Regions from separate parts of the Homo sapiens genome. Here region 2 is linked to region 1. A link is a loop called in an ENCODE intact Hi-C map of the cell type or tissue named here. Cell type or tissue: mammary epithelial cell. All regions are shown on one strand. Links, peaks and the distances in the headings refer to the core of each region. The heading gives the core; the rest is flanking DNA.

Region 1 (9,600 bases), core at 1,831-5,830:
CCTGACCTCAGGTGATGCACCCGCCTCAAACTCCCAAAGTGCTGGGATTGTAGGCATAAGCCATCGCACCCAGCCAAACATTAACTACAACTCAAAGAACGGTTTGAAAGATTAAACAAAATAACATAAATATACTATGTGCCCATGTGTCCAGCATAAATATCATACCCACAAATGTGAGGCTTCTTTTCTTTGTTTTCTCTCTTCTGGTACAGATTATGTTAGTAGGTCTGTCTACTTAATAAGTCATTTTTACCTTATTTTGTACACTAAATTCTAACTTTAAAACAAACTAATCCTGCATCACCTTTACCCTGGTTCTGCTTTAGCTTTGTGTCACAGAACTTCTCATTTTCTAAAACTCATATTATTTAATGTTTATTTTATATTTAATATTTGTCACCTCAAGTTAAAAATGTAAACTGTCTGGGGACAGCCATGCCTATTTGGTCCACTGATACATCCTAAGCCTCTACAAAGTGCCCCCTATCATGGGCATATAATAGCTACTCAGTAATTACTATTTTTCTTTTTAATTAGTACTGGGTAAGAGCTCGAATGTTTCCATTCATGATCAAATTACACTCTTGCTTCCTCCCTGTGCTTATAATCAAATTTATCCTTAAAACTGCTCTAATTAACTCTTCCTGTCACTCTTCAATCTGAGCGGATCTCAAAAAATTATCAAGTACCCTTCCTTTCTCACCTGTCACTTTCTCAGTCCTGTTTATAGGCTCCTTTTTCTTTCTACATTTATATTGCAAGGAAGTATTTTAGCTTTCCAAAATTTAGACCTTAAACTTAAAAAAATTCCCAAGTATCTCACTTTCAATGCCATATGATTGGCTGACTAAAGAATATCTCTAGCAGATACTCGTGACAGCTGAAACTTGGTAATGTTGAAATCTAAGGACCTAACCCCAAATTCAAAGGCACCACTGTGAGTTTTCCAATTGTAATCAATAATATCATCGCACTCTTAGTAAAACCTATCAGGACTGAAACTTGGAAATTTTATAATTATTTAAAAAATTTTTTAAACTCACTTACTGAAAAATTCCATATAATAAAATGCAAATTTTACCTCCTCACATCACTTAAATTAACCTTTTTCACATCAGGTCCTCATCATCCCAAAGTGAAGCCCAGCTGTTTTTTCTCAGTGGGATTTTTACATCTCTCCAATTTATCCAATCTATATAAGAATCCTAAACAATTAGTGAGTGGCTCCATATTCTCTACTGCAATTTCCCAGAGTCTGTACCAATTTTTACTAGCTCTTATCCAGAAAAAATGGAGTGTACTTTTGCCAAGCTTAGGAAACAGTGGACTAAACAAAGCTAAATAGGTTTCTTTCCTGAAGGATTTCATAAAATGTGTTCTGTGAATTATTTTTTCAAAAGAGAAAAAATAGCTATAACACACACCCCAAACCTTTTTACCCAAAACTTCTTTCAGAAATTACTCTTTAACATGACACATTCTGAAAATGCTACTAATGGGGTCAAATTTGAAAACTTCTCAGCATGACCCTTCAAGGCCTTCAATAGAATAATTGAACTTTGTTACCTTTGTTGTTGTGTGCCCCCCAGATGAAGTAATCTTCTGCCTCCACATTTTATCTCTTCACATAATGTTACCTAATTTAAAATCTTAATCAAAATGTACTGCCTTCCAGAAGCCATTCATAGTATCTCTGCTAACCTTCAATACTTCAATACTCTATACAACTAAACATTACGGGGAAATGAGATATTCCACAATCCAATTTTCACCTCACTAGTAAAACTTAGTGCCTAAATTCTTACCTCATTCCAGTTAGAAAAACCAACACACTATATTTTTACCTTCCCCAAACAGAACATACAAAACGCAATGTAAGTTCCTAAATTTGTCTCTGCCTTATTTTAGCTTTTCTTTCCTGTCTTTCACTATCGAGCTGTTTATTCTCACTAGTACTAGTCTCAAAACTTTCCACCTTTCTAGTCCTAAATGGACTAAGAAAAAGGAGAACCCGGATTATAAAACTGTATGCAAAATTTATTTAACTGGATTCATAATGATGGCTTCAAGTATTTTCCTGAGTATAAAGAAATAGCTTTTAGTACATGAGTATGATAGCATCCATTTCTGGATAGTCTTTTTTGCTTGCTTTTTGGCTCTCAATTAACCTCCAAAATCAAAGAGGACCAGATAAGCATTCTTAACATACCTTTCTTATGTTTTGTGTCTTGTGGGTTTATCGGGAAGGGATGGAGGGAGATATTGCATAACTAACCTAAACATGTAAAAAACAGCTATTAACTGTGGAACTACGATAGCTATTTCACATACATTATCTCACAGATTTGTTGTATTTACTCCAGAAGTGATTCTGTAATTACACAGCATTAAATATTAACCGCCTGCTTAATACAGGGGCCAATTAAAGAATGTAATTTGGGTCTCCTTCATTAAAGCACAATAGTGTCTTCATAGCATCATCATCTAAGTTTCTACTAAACTGACAAGATACACTCATTTGAAAGAATATTAAAAGTAACAACTTACCAGCAGAAGTTGAAGTAACAATTTCAACAGCTTTTGAAGCATCTGCATCTCTTCTATTTAAAAGGAGAAAAAATTTAGCAGCAACTTAGGAATTCTAAGTTCTACAAAATCCTAAAAATGTAATATTTAAACCTAAAAACGTTTAAAATAATTCAACTGGAGTGATATCCCTCTTAAACTATAGTTATAGTGATAAAATATATTTAAAATGCGGTTTTAAAAATTAAAATTTCTTAAGTCATATGCACATTTCATTCTCACATATGAAATCATAAAGTCACTTACTTTAAGGTAGATGCAGATACTTTCTTTGACTCTAAAGTCTTTTTCTTCACCTCTTTGTTCTACGTAGGAAAAATATTTTGAACAAAAGAAATTTAGTATAAAGCAATTTAGAAAATATAGAACAAAAATCTAAAATCTTCCTATTCTAAAGGACACATGATTATTACCTTTTCCTATTTATAAAGACATTTTTTTCAATTTGTGATTACACAGCCTAATTTTACATCTCATCTTTCACAACTCATCTGCATTTTCTTATCATTAACTACAGCAGTTTCTCCTTATCCAAGACCCCTGGTGGATGCCTTGAAACCGTGCTCGTGCTGAACCCTATATATACTATGTTTTTTTTCCTGTATATACATGAAAGTTTAATTTATAAATTAGACATAGTAAAAGATCAACAATAATAAAATAGAAAAACGCTCCCTTCAGCAGCACATATACTAAAATTGGAATGATACGGTAATTAGCATGGCCCCTGCGCAAGGATGACACGCATATTCGTTAGGCATTCCATATTTTAAATTAAAAAAATAAGTTGTAAGAATATAGTGTAATAAAACTTACGTGAATACGGTCTGTCAAAATATCTTACTGTACTGTAGATCTTAGCGACTTCAGCATACAATTTTTTTCTCTCCTTATTAAGTCCAGAACTTTCAACTTTTCACTTAAAGGAAACATTTTTCCCCTTCTCTTTGGCATATCCAAATTGCCAGCATCACCATACTTGCACTTTAGGGCCATTATTAAGTAAAATGAGGGTTAAACACAAGCACTGCAATACAGTGACGGTCAATCTGATAACCAAGACAGCTATTAAGTGACTAGTGGGCAGGTAGCATATAAAATGTGGATACTCTAGACAAAGCAATGACTCACAGCCCCAGTGGGCTGGAGTTGGACTGCATGAAATTTCATCATGCTAACTCAGAACAGGGCACAGTTTAAAACATGTTGTTTATTTCTGGAATTTTCTATTCAATATTTTCAAACCACAACTGACCACTGAAACTGCAAAGCCAAGCCTCAGATAAACGGGAACTACTGTAACTTTCAAAAACATGGTTTCTCATAGCACTGTGACATCTCAAATGTCTAAAGTTCAACTGCTATCACCCTGGTCTAATCTACTACTACCTTTTGCTTTGATTACTACAATCGCCTCGTAATGGTCTCTGCTTCAGTCCTTGCCATTCACTCACTCTCTATTCACAACATAAACCCAGACTGAACCTGCTGTTCCACAACTCAAAACCTCTCATTAGACTCAAGGAAAAAAAGCCAGTACTTAACAATGGCCTCTAAAAGTTTACAACGTATGTTCTACCTACCTTCTAACTCCCAAACCACAATACACTTCCTTCCTATACTTCTTCACTCCATCCCCAAGCATCCTTTCTACTCCTCTAAGATGCTACAAAGGTATAGGTTTGACAGGTGCTATTCCTTCTGTCTGGAATGCTCTCAATCCAGGACGTGGTTTGTTCCCTCATCTTCTTCAAATGTTTGCTCATATATCACCTTTTCAATGAGATCTTCCCCAACTAACTTACTGAAAGTTGCACAGCTCTTCATTCCCCAACAAGAGTACTTCTATTCCCCTTTCCTAATTTTTTTTTACCATAGCACTTGTTGAAAACAAACATAATACATATGCATTTTTAACTTATTTGTGGTCTTTCTCTCTCTACCCCTTGAAGTTAAAACTCTGTGATACCAGAGACTTTGTGTTCTTCAATATTCTATTCCCAGTGCATAAAGTCATGCTTAAACATTCAGCAAGTATTTGTTAATTGATCTGAATTTCATCATAACTGTTCTCATGCAATTTCATACTTTCTGTTCTTTTTGGGCACTCTTGTCATTTCCTTTTGCACTATATGGGATTTTATCCCACATGTTCCTTCAACTCAATTATTTAGAAGAAATTAGTTCTAGTGCTATTCTACTAATGGTAATTTTCAATTTTAAAAGAAATTTGAAACTACTATGTTCCGATGTATAAGTTGAAACATTTAGCCTTTACTCCTTGGCTACATTCCAATTTTTGATTATACATTTCACACGAAAATTATCTTTCTGGTAATTTTAAGTGATATTTTTTGAAATTTATTTTATAAAAATGTGATTATTTAGATTTTAGTCTATGTTTAACTGGTTTCATTGTTCACCGCCAACATTTTATACAATAACTTCTCCATTTCTTAAGATCTTCATTTTAATGTTTTAGAAAAAGATGTATTAGTGAAATATCTTCTAAGTCCATGCATGTCTGAGAATAAATACTGCCTTAACACACACCTTAGGATTCCACTTGAAATGAATGTACTCAATTACAACGAATCATAATCTTTTTCCCACCCAACTCTTAAGAATGTGTTGCTTTGCAATCTAAGGCTAGACTATTTCTTTGTATAGTTAAACTGTTTTCTGCCTAGATCACTATAAGGTGCCCCACCATAACCATGAAATTTAAAATCCTCAGAATTTAAATGATGTCCTCTTTCTGGAATTCCACTTATGTACAGATTGTGTCTTCTAAATATATCTACCATGCCTTTCCTCTAATCATTTTTCACTCTTTTAACTTTCACACCAAGAGTAGGATCACACCTCTCTTGCTCACCACTGCATCTTCTGTAGATATTACAATGCCTGACACAACAGAGGCATAACAGATGCTTAACTAATAAGAAATAGTTTCAGAATTAAAATGAAAACCTCTCATCCAAATTCTGATTGCGTATTTTCGCTTTTATCTCCTTGTTAATTCATTAGATTTTCTGTAATGCTCAAATATTCACTAACGCCCAGCATTATTTTTCATATCCATGCAATTCCTAGTTGACTACTTGCTCCAGTTTTAATTGTAATGTCCCCATGAATCTTGCTGAAAACACTGAATTGAAGTTTTAAAAATTGTTTTTTTTGCACAAGGTTGAAATGCAGTAGTATGTCATGGCTGAAAGCGTTTTATTAGAAATCTGATCCTACTTTTTTCCACATCAAGGGCTCCTGATCATCCCCCAGCTCCCTTTTGTTGAGATAGGGTCTCACTCCGTCACCCAGCCAACCTCCGCCTCCCAGGCTCAAGCGATCCTCCCACCGCACCCTACCCAGCAGCTGGGTGCGTGCCACCACACTAGGTCAATTTTTTAATTTTTTGAAGAGATAAGAGCTCACTATATTGCCTGGGCTAGTCTCAAACTCCTGGGCTCAAGCAATCATCCTGCCTCGGCCTCCCAAAGTGCTGGGATTACAGGCATGAGCCACTGCACTGGGCTCCTGATACTTTAAAGAAAACTTTCGAAGTATGAGAATATGGCCCTTTCCCTGGGAAAAAAAGAATGTTTGCTTTCATCGGATTACTGGTAACGGTGGGGCAAGGAGTAGCTCAAAAAGACTTAAGAATCACTGCTAAGAATGGATGTCGAGGTTATTATTAAATTATTATTATTAAAGACTAGGTTACAAGGTTATTATTAAAGACTAAGTTACCTAGTTTCTGACAAGAGTTGTACAAATCCATATTAACATAGGGATATAGGATTTTTTTTACCTTTTCTGTAATATTTAGATTCATAGAAGCAGCAAAATGGAGAAGATGTTACATGAAACACAGCTAGAGTTAGAGGCAGTCCTAACATGAAATATCAAATGTTGGGCGGGTAAGTTTTTTCTAGGTTTTGACATGCCATGCCAAAATCAAGATTTGGACCAAGAAAGCTATAGCACAGCTCTTCTTCTTCCTAGTTTGTTCTTTCAGCTTATTTTTGGCTTGCACTGGTAGAAAAACTTGAAGTGGTAACAGGCCAAAAAGATTGCCCCTTCCTGCCTCAGACACTTATTTACAAAACAAAACAAACAAACAAACAACAACAAAAACAATTGTCCACATACTTCCAATATGAAGAAGGCACAACTCAAATTCTGTTCAGAGTTCCCTCCACTCAATCCCTAGGCATGTTGCTCTGTCACAACAGAGGTGTCATGAGTTAGCCTTCTTGTTCCAGCATCATCCAAACAACATTTAGCTGAAGAACATTAATATTTGCCATGAAAATGGCATGTTTTCTAGCTTCTAGTGCTCGTATTTTCTTTACCTATTCATTGCTATGAAAATCATGACAGTAAATATGCCTGGGCTCTTGGACTTACACTGCTACTTTACCAACTTCATCAAAAAGTTGGCCAAGAGAATTTTTTAAGCTATTTGAAACATTCTATTTCCTTAAATGTATCCTTACCTATGTTCCTTAACTATGTTAACTGTTTAGAATGAAAGAAAACTGGCCTTCTCAACAATTCCAAAAATTTAATGATCAGCTAGGTCTTTCTGGACAGTCACTAGTATAAGCCACTATTCCTTTCTGTTTTCAAGGTTACTAATCTACCCACAAACCATTACCATTATCACAAAAGGCTGAGTATATTGATTAAACAAGTCTTCTAATTGGACTTCAGTGCTCTTCTCCACTTTAATCAATCTGCTAGGCTTTCTTTGCCTTCAAAATCATTTGCCTAACTCATTCTCCAAACCATTTCCAAATGAATCTTTCTAATCTCCGTTTTATTATGTCATGCCCTGGTTCAAAAACCTTGAATAACATATACCTCTCTACAGGATAAAGTTTAAGTTCTTAAATTATGTATTTAATCCTTGTTTCTCCTTAACTGCCTCTGCAACTAGATGGCCATGTGTCTGGTAGTTCTGGTAAATCAAATGCAGGCAAATGCTGCTGGGGAACTCACTCTTTCCAGAAAAGAAAACAAAAACTCATTTTGCTCTGCATTTTTATTCCTGTATGTCTCGAAGATAGAAAAGATGCCAGAAGGTGCAGAAACCATCTTACAAATGAGGATGAAAGATACATTCTACAGACAGTAGTGCTGGAAGACAAGGCGAGGTTCCTGAAGATATTATGGAGCTGTTGCACGAGCACTGGACCACCTACATGCAGATTTCTGTTATGAGATAAATATACCTCTTATTTGTTAACAATCCACTAGTGAGGTTTTATTAGTTGAAACTGAATGAAATCCTAAATGATAAAATTGTTAATAACTAAGGCCACACGATTTAATTTATTATCCAAACCAGGACAATGGGAATAAATGGATGGCATGTAGCAGGTATAAACTAGGATGATAGGTTACTCTAGTAGTAACTAACTAGAAAACATATGAGAACTAAAAAATAAAGATCCTCTCTAATAGCTATATGTAAAAATAAGTAAAATAATAAATTTAACCACCACAAAATGTTCAAGAACTTTATGGAAAAAAAAATAAAACTTGCTAAAGGGCATAAAAGGAAATCTAAATGGACAAACCATGTTCTTTGTTTGTTTAAGACAAAGCCTGGCTCTGTTGCCCAGGCTGGGGTGCCATGGTGCTATCTCAGCTCAGTGCTACCTCTCCATCGTGTGGGCTCAAGCAATCCTCCTGCCTCAGCCTCCTCCTGAGTAGCTGGGACTACATGCATGCACCACCGCACCCAGCTAATTTTTGTATTTTTAGTAGAGACAGGGTTTCATCGTATTGCCCCACGCTGGTCTCAAACTCCTGAGCTCAAGTTATCTGCCCACCTCAGCCTCTCAAAATGCTAGGATAACAGGCAAGAGCCACCAGCCAACGAACTATGTTTTTTGATAGAAAGACTTAGTGTTGTAAAAATACTATCACGAATTCAACACAGTATTAATTAAATTCCAGTAAGTTTTTTTTAAGAGAACTTAAACTGATTCTAAAACTAATGTGCAGGAGTAAATGTTCAAGATTAAACAAAATGAATTTAAATAAAGAGGAAAAACATTAACCAAAATGAATAAACAAAGAAAAATAACTCTACAAGAAAGACAGGGAAATATTAGGAAGCTATAGTAATTGTTGTAACAGAAACCACATAGTATTGCCACAACAGAAGAGTATGAAACACATCTATGTATACAGAATTTATACACATAAAAGAAGCTTTTCAAATCAACAAGGATAAATTAGGCATAAATAGTGTTGAGGCTAACTGGCTCCCATTTTGGAAATAATACTGATTCCAATCCTATATTATGCTGCAAATAATAGATTAAGGAATAAAACCTTTTAGGCACTAGCACAGGCAAGTTCTTAAAAAGACAAAAGAAAAAAAAGCAGGCCAGAAACAGTGGCTCATGCCTGTAATCCCAACACTTCGGGAGGCCGAGGCAGGAGAATCACCTGAGCCCAGGAGTGTGAGATCACCTTGGGCAACAAAGTGAAACCTCATATCTACAAAAAATAAATTAAAACTTAGCTATGCGCGGTGGCTTGCACCTGTAGTCCCAGGTACTCAGGAGGCTGAGGTGGGAGGATTACTTGAGCCTGGGAGGCGGAGGTGGCAATGAGCCGAAATTGTGCCACCGCATTCCAGCCTGGGTGATAGAGTGAGACCTTGTCTCAAAAAGAGGGGAACATGTCCTCAGAACCTCCTGAGGCTGTGTCACAGGCATAAAAATAATAAAGAAAAAAATGCAGAAGCCATAGAATACCAATAAATTTGAGTACATAAAAACATCAAACTTGGCCGGGCGAGGTGGCTCACGCCTGTAATCCCAGCACTTTCAGAGGCCGAGGCGGACGGATCACGAGGTCAGGAGATCAAGACCATCCTGGCTAACATGGTGAAACCCCATCTCTGTTAGTGGCGAGCACCTGTAGTCCCAGGTACTCAGGAGGCTGAGGCAGGAGAATGACGTGAACCCGGGAGGTGGAGCTTGCAGTGAG
Region 2 (9,600 bases), core at 2,387-6,386, 120 kb before region 1:
TTGTCTTCCCATGAGCCCTTGACAGTCCACCAGGTCAGTATCTCATCACCCCCACACTGCCCCTGAGCCCCAGCAGATCATATGACCCATGTCTACACAGGCCGTCTGTATTGGAATCCCAGGGCTCCGCCGGCAGTGATTGATTGTACATGAAAAGCAAGGAAACCTTCCTGTCTTCAGGGACAGGGAGAAAAGGATATTGGGGCAGGGGAAACAGGCTCCACTCCTGAGAGGCCCTGGGCGGTCCATACCACACGCACCAGAGGCTGCATTTCTGACTGACAGGAGGGGTGGGGCACATGTATGGGCTATTAGGAAAGAGTAGGTCAGCAGCGCGATGGTTGGCACATGCTCCCTTCAAAGAGAGCAGAGGAAGCTATGAAGTGGGCTCACCATATAGTCTGCCCCTCTGTAGAGGCAGCAGGAAACCATGGGCAGTGAGTGGCCTGTGACTGTAGGAACCTGTCGCCTGGTGTCTGTGTGTGACTTCTGCTTGCCTCCCTGAGAAATGGACTTACCCTGAACATTACTGTCAGGGCACAAGGCCATGTTAGGCTGGTGAACAGCCACAGGTGTACTTATTAACTGCTTTTTCCTGATGGATGAACAGCACACCTGTCATCTGGGCTCATCCCTTTTCTGGTCTCTGCAAATATTGATTGGAATATAGATTTTTATGACCCTATCAAATAAAACTGCAACCTCGACCTAACGAGGTGATTTTTAAAACTGACTACTCACACTGAGATACTACTTCACATCCATTAGGATGGCTATTATAAACACACACACACACACACACACACACACACACACACACACACAGAGTCATGGAGAGAAAAATCACAAGTGTTGGCCAGGATATGGAGAAACTGGAATGCTTGTGCATGGTGTGTAGGGACGTAAACGGTGCAGCCACTGTGGGAAACAGCATAGCAGTTACTCAAAAAATTAAACCTAGAATTAGCATATGATCTAGCAATTCCACTTCTAGTTATATACCCCCAAAAAAATTGAAATCAGGGACCTAGATATTTGCACACCTGTGTTCACAGCAGTATTATTCACAATAGCCAAGAGGTGTAAGCAAACCAAGTCTCCATCAACAGAGGCACAAACAAGATGTGGTCCATCCATACAATGGAATATTATTCAGTCTCAAAAAAGAAGATTCAGACACATGCTACAACATGGATGGACCTTGGAGACATTCCGCAAAGTGAAATCAGCCAGTCACAAAAAGACAAATATTGTATGAGGTAGCTAGAGTAGTCAAATTCATAGAAAGTAGAATGGTGGCTGATACAAGCTGGGGGGAGGAGGAAGTGAGGATTTATTATTGAACAGTTACAGAGTTTCAGTTTTAGAAGATGAGAACATTTTGGAGGTGGACGGTGGGAATGACTGCATGACATCATGAATGCATGTAACGCCACTGAAATGTATGCTCACAAATGGTTAAAATGGTAGCGTTTATGTCGATTTATCATAATAAAACTTAAAATTAAAAACTAGCCACTTATTTAAGCTTCTCAACAATGAAATCCCTCTTTTTCCATCCTTCTTGAAAGCAACAGACTCTGCCGCCTTGCTCGTGCCCTTGCTAGCAAGGCAGTAAATGTAATATACGCTCAAGGTCCATTTTCTAACCCTTTCTGAAAGAAGGGGATAGAGGGGGAGAGATATTCACTAATATTCAATCCAGGGTTTGAAACCCCCTCACAGTGTTAGGAGCCATATTTTCTAGAATGTAAACTGATTTGTGTTCCATTCCTTCACAGCATGGAGCAGGATTTTTACCATCACTTAATAAGCTGGGGCTCCTGGAGTGTCTCCATCCTAGGGGCTGGTGCCAGAAGGCACCCGTCAGTATGTTGACTGAATTGTCCTCAGGACCCAGACAATGTCAAAAAGACCAGACAGTAGGTATAGAGGATGCATGAGTCCATGCGACATCAGAGATCAGAGTAACCCTGCCCATCACGAGAAAACTGGGGTGGCAGAGGGGAGTGACTTGTTCAAGCAGGAGAATGGCTGAGTCAGCCCCAGGACCCGGGTATCTAGGTTCCCTGTCAATCCCCCAGAGCACTGAGGCTTCTCTCCTTGGGGACTGGGAGGCAGGGCCCAAGGAGGCCTCATGGACCAGAGAGCTGTACATGGCAGCTGGAGCTCCAGCTTAGGAGCCCTCAGGACTGAGCAGAGCAGAGTTAGCAGCCAGGTCATAGGGTGCCGAGAAAAGCCAGACCTCCTCTGCCTCCCTTGCTGGTTGTCCAGCCCTCCCAGCCCAGGGAGAATTCCCGGAAGTGGGTCAGGGAACAATGGCAGGAAATGCAGAAGGAAGTAGCACCCCCACCCCTGCCAGCCTGGGGTGCCTCTTGGATGCCCAAGAGACAGCAGCCAGGGTTGACTGCTTGTTATTTCCTCCCTGAAATGCTTTTTGGGGCCATGAAATGCACCCCCAAACCCTGCTATCGGCCTGGGGGCAAGTCCCTCCAAGAAGGGTGGCTTCACCAGCCCCCACTCCTGTAGAAGGAAGGGCTGGAAATAGCAGGGCAGGCTGCCTCTCCCGCAGTGTAAGGAGCAGGCTGTGGTAGTCAAGTTCACAAGAGTCAGAAATTCAGAGCCTCCCAGGAAGCATTGCTCAGGGAGGAGAGGTGGGGGGCGCAGAAGAGGGACCCCTGGGAGGCTAGAGGGGTCTGAGGTTGGTCACAGAAAACCCAGAAGGCCACTCATCATTCATCCATTCATTTCACAGGGATGGAGGAGATGTGGCTTTATCCAGGGGCCTCTAGGTCTGGGGCCCTTGAGGAGACCCGCCCCATCTGGAGTCAGACTGAAGCACAGGCTCCAGGGCCAGGTGCCCTCTGCTCATCAGGGATGCTGCACTCTCAGTCGGCACCAACCAGGGGCCTGGCAAGTGGCAGACAGGATTCCAGAGGCTCAGATGAGGCAAGGAGGGGGCCAGGGGTCCTGCACAGGGCCAGCTATGAGTGTGTGCAGAGCAGAGCCTACATGGGTGGAAATGACACCCGTGGGTCCTGGCCACACCCCCTGCAGCCCACATGGAGGAAAACACCACAGGTGCTCCCAGCCTCCTCAGACCTCTTGGCTAGCTGTGCTCTGGAGCCATTGGAATGTGGGGGGTGGAGAAGTGTGGGGACCGAAAGAGCCGCTGCCAACCCAAAGAAAGAGAAGGCAGGAACTGGCATGGGCAAGGGAAGGAGAGGCCAAGGCAGCTTGAGGTCTGACAGGGCACATGCTTTTCCTCCGTAGAAAAAGAACTAGTTCCCAAACTCACCATCCAGGGGTGCTACTACTGCCGTATGGCAGAAGGGAAGGAGGCATGGGTGGCCCCCAAACCTTAGCCTTAGGCAGCATGTGGGAGGGTGGGAATCATGGTGGCCAAGTCAATTTATTTTAATAAAGCACAAAGAAATCAAAACAATTTTATTTTAAAACATTGGGTCTTATTACATCATTGTAAGAACAAAACAAAACACAGGAGGCAATTCACGTGTCCATCATAGACGACAGGTAAATAAAGTACAGTACATTCATACAATGGAACACTAGACAGCTATAACAATAATGGGGAATTATTCACTTACATGGAAAATCTTCAAGATACACTGTTAAGTGATAAAACAAGGTGCAAAAGAGCATGTATAATAAGCTACTTGCTGCATAAAAAAGAGGAAAGTTAGAATCTATATGGGCGATTAAGCAATAATATAAGATCTCTGGAATGATCCATAAGAAACTAAGAAGAGGGGTTACCTGTTAGGGAACAGCAAGAACTGGGCAGATCAGGGACAAAGAGGCCAGGGAGAATTTTCACTGCGTTTTTAAATATAGTTTCTGTTTTTACAACTTCTTAAAGTTTTTACCAACGTAAAAAATTAAATTTAAAAACAAAACGTAAAAACTCCTTAAAAATCTTAGAATTTATTCATTCAACAAATACTTATTTAGTATGTCCAACAAAATACAGTCTCTGACCTCATGGAACTTGCATGCTAATAATAGCAACCCTCCTATTAATGAAACCGGCTTTGCAAAAATTATAAAAATGAGAGAATGATGACAGTGAAAGAGATCTGACCCAACCGACTCCATCTTGCCTTTAATCTCCAAAATGCCCTTATTCATTCCTGGGCATAGGCCAGCTAACCATAGAAAATTTTAGTTTATAGTTTAACTTTGAAACAAAGATGAAAACAGCCCTTTCCAGAAACAAACCTCGTCCTTGCCTGGAGACCAGAGTAACTTTGTAAAACTCAGATTAGCCACAAGCTTAGGAATTATGACTCAGGAGTCATGCAGCCAGAGGCCACGGGATTCCGAGCCTCCCCAGTTGCTCCTATGGATAACGTCACTATTGTAGAACCTAAGATTGGTGTTTGAGGTATTTTTCAGACACTGCATTCCTGCTGGCACTACCTAGACTGGTAAACTGGCTCATCTGGTCATGTGGTCCCCACCCAGGAATTGACTCATGGCTAGAGGACAGCCTCAACTTCCTGTGATTCCATCCCTGACCCAACAAATCAGCACTCCTATTCCCTAGCCCCCTGCCCACCTGTGGCAGGCCAGATCTCGCTAACAGCTGAACAGGCAGGTCTTCATAACAGCTGTTTCAGCACTGACTGAGTGGTGAAGTTAAACATTCAAAGCTGATAGAGCCAGTGCCATCACACAAAGGCTGGAATGTAACAAAAGCCCACCAAGAGTTTTGCCCAGGCCTTTCCGGGGACTTGAAGCATGACAAGATAACAAAGGAATTCTTAACAGGACCCATTTAGGACTAAACAAGTTTTTACTGGGGGTCTGAAGAAACTCCCCAGGCCTCAACAATCAAGTTTTATTGGGGGTCTAAAGGATCTCCCCAAACCTCCATGATTTAGCAGGAGACAAGCGAAGGATAATCACCCCTGGCCCCTAGACCCACCTAGATTAAGTAAATTTACTGAGGCTCCAGAAGAAGGTCTTCAAAACTCAGACCTTAGTTTTAGTTATAGATTCAAAGAAGTTAGACACTTAGGTCTTTAGAAGAATGCACGCTCACATGTAGAGATATAGCTTAGAAGGTATATAAGCTCTGGAAAACTTTGTAATTTCGAGTTGATCTGCTGATATTTTCCAGGCCTTCTGCCTGTACCTGATTACAGAAATAAACTCTCTTCTTTCCCAGTTCATCTTCATCTCATTATTGGGCCATGAGAATAAGCAGCCAGACCCTCGGTTTGGTCTGGGAACACACCTGTATTAGTCTGTTCTCACACTGCTAATGAAGATATACCTGAGACTGGGTAATTCAGAAAGGAAAGAGGTTTAATTGACTCACAGTTCAGCAGGGTTGGGGAGGCCTCAGGAAACTTACAATCATGGGGGAAGGGGAAGCAAACATGTCCTTCTTTACATGGCAGCAGCAAGAAGTACAGAGTGAAGTGTGGGAACCACTTTATAAAACCTCAGATCACGAGAACCGGGTGAAGATAACTGTCCCCATGATTCAATTACCTACCACTGGGTCCCTCCCACAGCACATGGGGATTATGAGAACTACAGCTCAAGATGAGATTTGGGTGGGGACACAGCCAAACCGTATCACCACCAAACAGTCTTTAAAAACTCTAGCCTCTGAATTTTCGAGGAGGCTGATTTGAGTAAGAATAACACTCCAGTCTCCCATTTAGCCAGCTCAGTATTAAACTCTTTTTCTGTTGCAATTCCCCTGTCTTGATAAATCAGCTCTATCTTGGCAGCCAGCACGATGAATCTGTAGGGCAGTTACATCAACTAGGTACATATTAGGACACTAGTCCTGTGGGGTAGGTACTGTTATTAGTTCAGTCCACCTCACAGACAAGGAAACTGGGACTTGGGAAGGTGTTTGACTTGCCTGATTTCACACAAATAACAAGGCTGACAGAGCCTGAGGCTTTGCTTTGAACTCTACAGTGAGCCTCCTGTGCCATCTTAGAGGCCCATGAGTGCATCATGAAAGAAACAGAAAGGTCATTGGTTTGCTTAATCCGTGGGAAGGGGAGCCCAGTCTATACATTTGACCTGGCCCATATTTTTTTAATCTTATGCCAAACTATGTTTTTTGTATTTCTGATGCTTCGACATCTGGAGCCTTGTTGACCTTGGAGGCACTCTCTTCCCAGAATTCCTGGAGATGGTAAAGGACTCCTCACTTACCAGCAGGCCTTTCATATGCAAACCAGCCACTCTGAGCCCATACCCCACACCTCCTCCACAGCCTGTCACACTCAGGGCCCACATTCCCCTGTCCTAAGCACCATAGGGCCAGGTTCCAGCAACTCAGGACAGCCCCTACCGTCTATGTCGGTACATAGACAGCTATATGTCTACGTGTAAGTGTGCCCAGAGCCCACAGAAATTATTCAAACTGGCCAGTCCCCAGGCCTGTTTACCCTGCCTCGCCCATTCCTTCCCTTGGAAACCACAATAAAGGCGCTTGTCCCCGTGTTCCCCTCGCTCTCTCTGCCTCCTGATTGACCCCTGCACTGATTCTGGCACTGACCCCAGCACTTCCCTGTGTGGCCCTGCACAGCGTGGCCTCCCACTCTGCTGCCCAGACTGGTCTCAAACTCCTGGGCTCAAGGGGTCCACCCACCTTGGCCTCCCAAAGTGCTGGGATTACAGGCATAAGCCACCACGCCCAGCCTTGAGTGGCCATTTTAAAAAGCTTTTAAAAGCTAATTAATTCTATTTTTCAGATGGGTTAAAGTATCATATGAAGAGGAGGCTGGGAGGTCTAATAGTCTACACTATGCAGGGATGGCATTTGGAGTTTTCAGGAGGTGGCCTTGAAGGCAGGGCCCTAAAGAGGGAGGGGAGGTGGAAGAGAAGGGTGCACTGAGGGTGCAGCTCTGCATCACGGTAGCTGGCAGAGACCCCAGAGAAACAAGTGGGTCAGAGAGAGGCAACCCTGTGGTAGGATGCCTGAGGACCCAGAAGAGAGCCACCAATGAGAGTGGTCTCCATGCCTCCACACCCACAGTGAACCCTTCTCTTCCACCTCTCCTCCCTCTTTTAGGGCCCTGCCTCCACGCCTGCAGAGGGTAGCAGAGCCCCTGCCCCAGTGACTCCGGGCCTTCCCCTATGTCAGTGGCGGTTTAAGCTGAAGAATGTGGGTGTGCAGGAACCAGGGCTGGGGCAGCCTAGAGGACCACGGCCCCTGGTGCTGAGAGCCATGTTAGCTGCAGGAAGATGGGAGGAGTGGGTACGGCTCAGACTGAAAAAGAAGTGGACAGGAGACAAGCTACCTTCTCCCAAATGCCCCAAAGGAAAGTGATCCAGAAAGGCTGGCAGGCCACATAGCTCCTGTTCTATTGGGTTCATGGAACAGCCCAGGTGGTTGACCCTAGGATGTCACACTCACCAACCCAGTGTTTTCAAACTGTACCTTTCAACCTACAGCAACACTTTGAAAATGTTCTTTCTCTCAACTATCTTCCAAAAGTATTAATCATTCAGTGATTTAACAATAAGAGCCCTCAAGTCATCCTACCATGCCAGAAACCTAGCCCTGCAATCTGACCAGCTGCGTGGCTGGGCACACATGACATAAACTTTCTGAGACTGTTTCCTCATCTGTAAAAGTCATTCATTCATTCATTCAACAAATATGTAGTGAGCACCACTCATGGGTCAGGTACGGTTGTAGGTACTGGGGATACTGATGAGAATAAAATGGACAACCCACCCTGCATTGTTGGAGCTTGGAGGAAATAATGAATACTTCAGAGAGTTCTGGTAAAATTTCAGTTAATACACCTATCACCCCCCACATGTGCCTGGAACCTAGATAGAACTTGGTAGGTGTCAGTTCCCTTCTTCCCCTCCCCACTCACCATGTTCCTGTGCTTCTCTGCACATTCCCATCCCACCCAGTGACTGTCAGCACCATATTAGACCATGACTTGAAGTGCTGTCATATGCAAGAGGGTTAGATTTCTTTTTGATCATTCCTGAGGGTAGAGAAATAAGATCCTCAAAATGTCAGGGAGAAAAACTGTAGCCAATAGAAGGAAGGACTTTCTAATGAATAATCCAGCCCCAGAATGGGTGTCTGTCTCACTCCAACACTGTCTATCAAGGATGGAAGAGATGAGACACCCAACCTAATGACCCAGAGGTCTTTCAACTCTGAGAGAATGGCCCTGAGCCAAGGGGTGAGGCTCAAGGCATGAGTCACCAAGGCACAGTGCTAGGCACAGGTAGGGATCAATGCGTGGTGGCCCTGGGGTTATGCCAGCACCACTGTGACCACAAGAGCCTCACACAGCCTAGCCTGGTACATGTGGAAGGAGTGCTGGAGATGAAAATCAGCTCATACCCATCATGGTAAGGATTGGATCAGGCAAGGATCATCCATGGATGCTAAGTTTAGGGGGACATCTTCTTGAGAAGCAGGATATTTGCACCATCTTCAAGTACATCTTAACAAACTTCAAGGGGGAGAAAAGAACTTTAAATATGCAATGGAAAAATCAGACAACACCTTGACCAGGTGATTGAAATTAACGTTCCCCAGTAAGGAACATCATGTGCCTCCAGATCCGGAGACAGACACAGCATCACTTAGACAGTGTTCTGGCCAGGGATGAGTAACCTAATCCAAGCTTGAATCTAAGCATGAGAAAACATCAAACAAACTGCCACGAAAGTTGTCAGAATAAAAATGGAGTCGCTAATGTTAAGAAAACCCTAACAAAAAGAGCTAAGGAAGGCCATGAAGAGAGGGTTCTCATGCTTGTATGCCTGATAACAAAAACCCTCACAAAAGACTGCAAAAACACAGTCTTGCACAAAGGCTATAACAGCCTTACTCAAAAAACACTTCTGCAAGAACATCTGCCCACTAATTACCAGTCCAACCCTGGACCAGAATCACCCTTGTAATTGATTTTTATAGCCAAGGATAATATTTCAAAATAATTATGTAATCCTCATTATTTTCCTCTTTTCCTCTAAAAAACCTTTGTGTTTCTTTCTTTCTTTTTTTTTTTTTTTTTTTTTTTGAGACAGAGTATCACTCTATCACCCAGGCTGTAGTGCAGTGGCACGATCTCAGCTCACTGCAACCTCCACCTCCTGGGTTCAAGCAATTCTCCTGCCTCAGCCTCCCGGGTAGCTGGGACTACAGGCGCATGCCATCATGCCTGGCTAATTTTTGTATTTTGAGTAGTGACGGGGTTTCACCATGTTGGCCAGGCTGGTCTTGAACTCCTGACCTCAAATGATCCACCCACCTTGGCCTCCCAAAGTGCTGGTATTACAGGCGTGAGCCAGCGCACCCAGCTGAAAACCTTTGTGTTTCTTTACCTCCTTAAATACTCATGTGGTTTACTATGGCATGCATATTCCCACGGCTGGCTCTATTCCCTCACAAATATCTTTTTTCTCTGTTCGTTATTTAGGCTGACATCCCAAATGAGGAACATTCTATTAGAAAAAAGGGATACTATATTATTCAAAACTGTAAATTGTCATGAAAGACAAAGACTAAGGAAACGTTCCAGATTAAAGGAGGCTATAGAAACATGACTAAATTCAATATGGACCACA

The links. A loop is a pair of places that touch in the nucleus more often than their neighbours do. Peaks named below come from ENCODE experiments on the same cell type or tissue, not always from the same donor. Only the 100,000 strongest peaks of a DNase experiment are listed, where the experiment ranks them.
Region 2: it touches region 1 in a loop (11-fold over the local background); 1 of 110 quality-filtered maps calls a loop at or near these places.

What each region holds. Positions count from the first base shown.
Region 1 is chr2:71,373,516-71,383,115 of GRCh38, reverse strand. ZNF638 (zinc finger protein 638) reads right to left here. Exons shown (of 28, transcript NM_014497.5): 9 at 2,836-2,894; 10 at 2,551-2,603. It also overlaps the pseudogene RNU6-105P. Among named protein-coding and RNA genes, the nearest start is that of ZNF638, 47 kb to the right of the region's middle. In mammary epithelial cell, for the core only: no CTCF peak of the experiment used is centred there; a DNase peak (open chromatin) is centred at 3,725; H3K27ac peaks cover 552 bases.
Region 2 is chr2:71,493,305-71,502,904 of GRCh38, reverse strand. The region is part of intron 3 of DYSF (dysferlin); the gene reads right to left. Among named protein-coding and RNA genes, the nearest start is that of DYSF, 31 kb to the right of the region's middle. RefSeq lists enhancers at 1,958-2,636, 8,822-9,600. In mammary epithelial cell, for the core only: no CTCF peak of the experiment used is centred there; a DNase peak (open chromatin) is centred at 4,394; H3K27ac peaks cover 2,445 bases.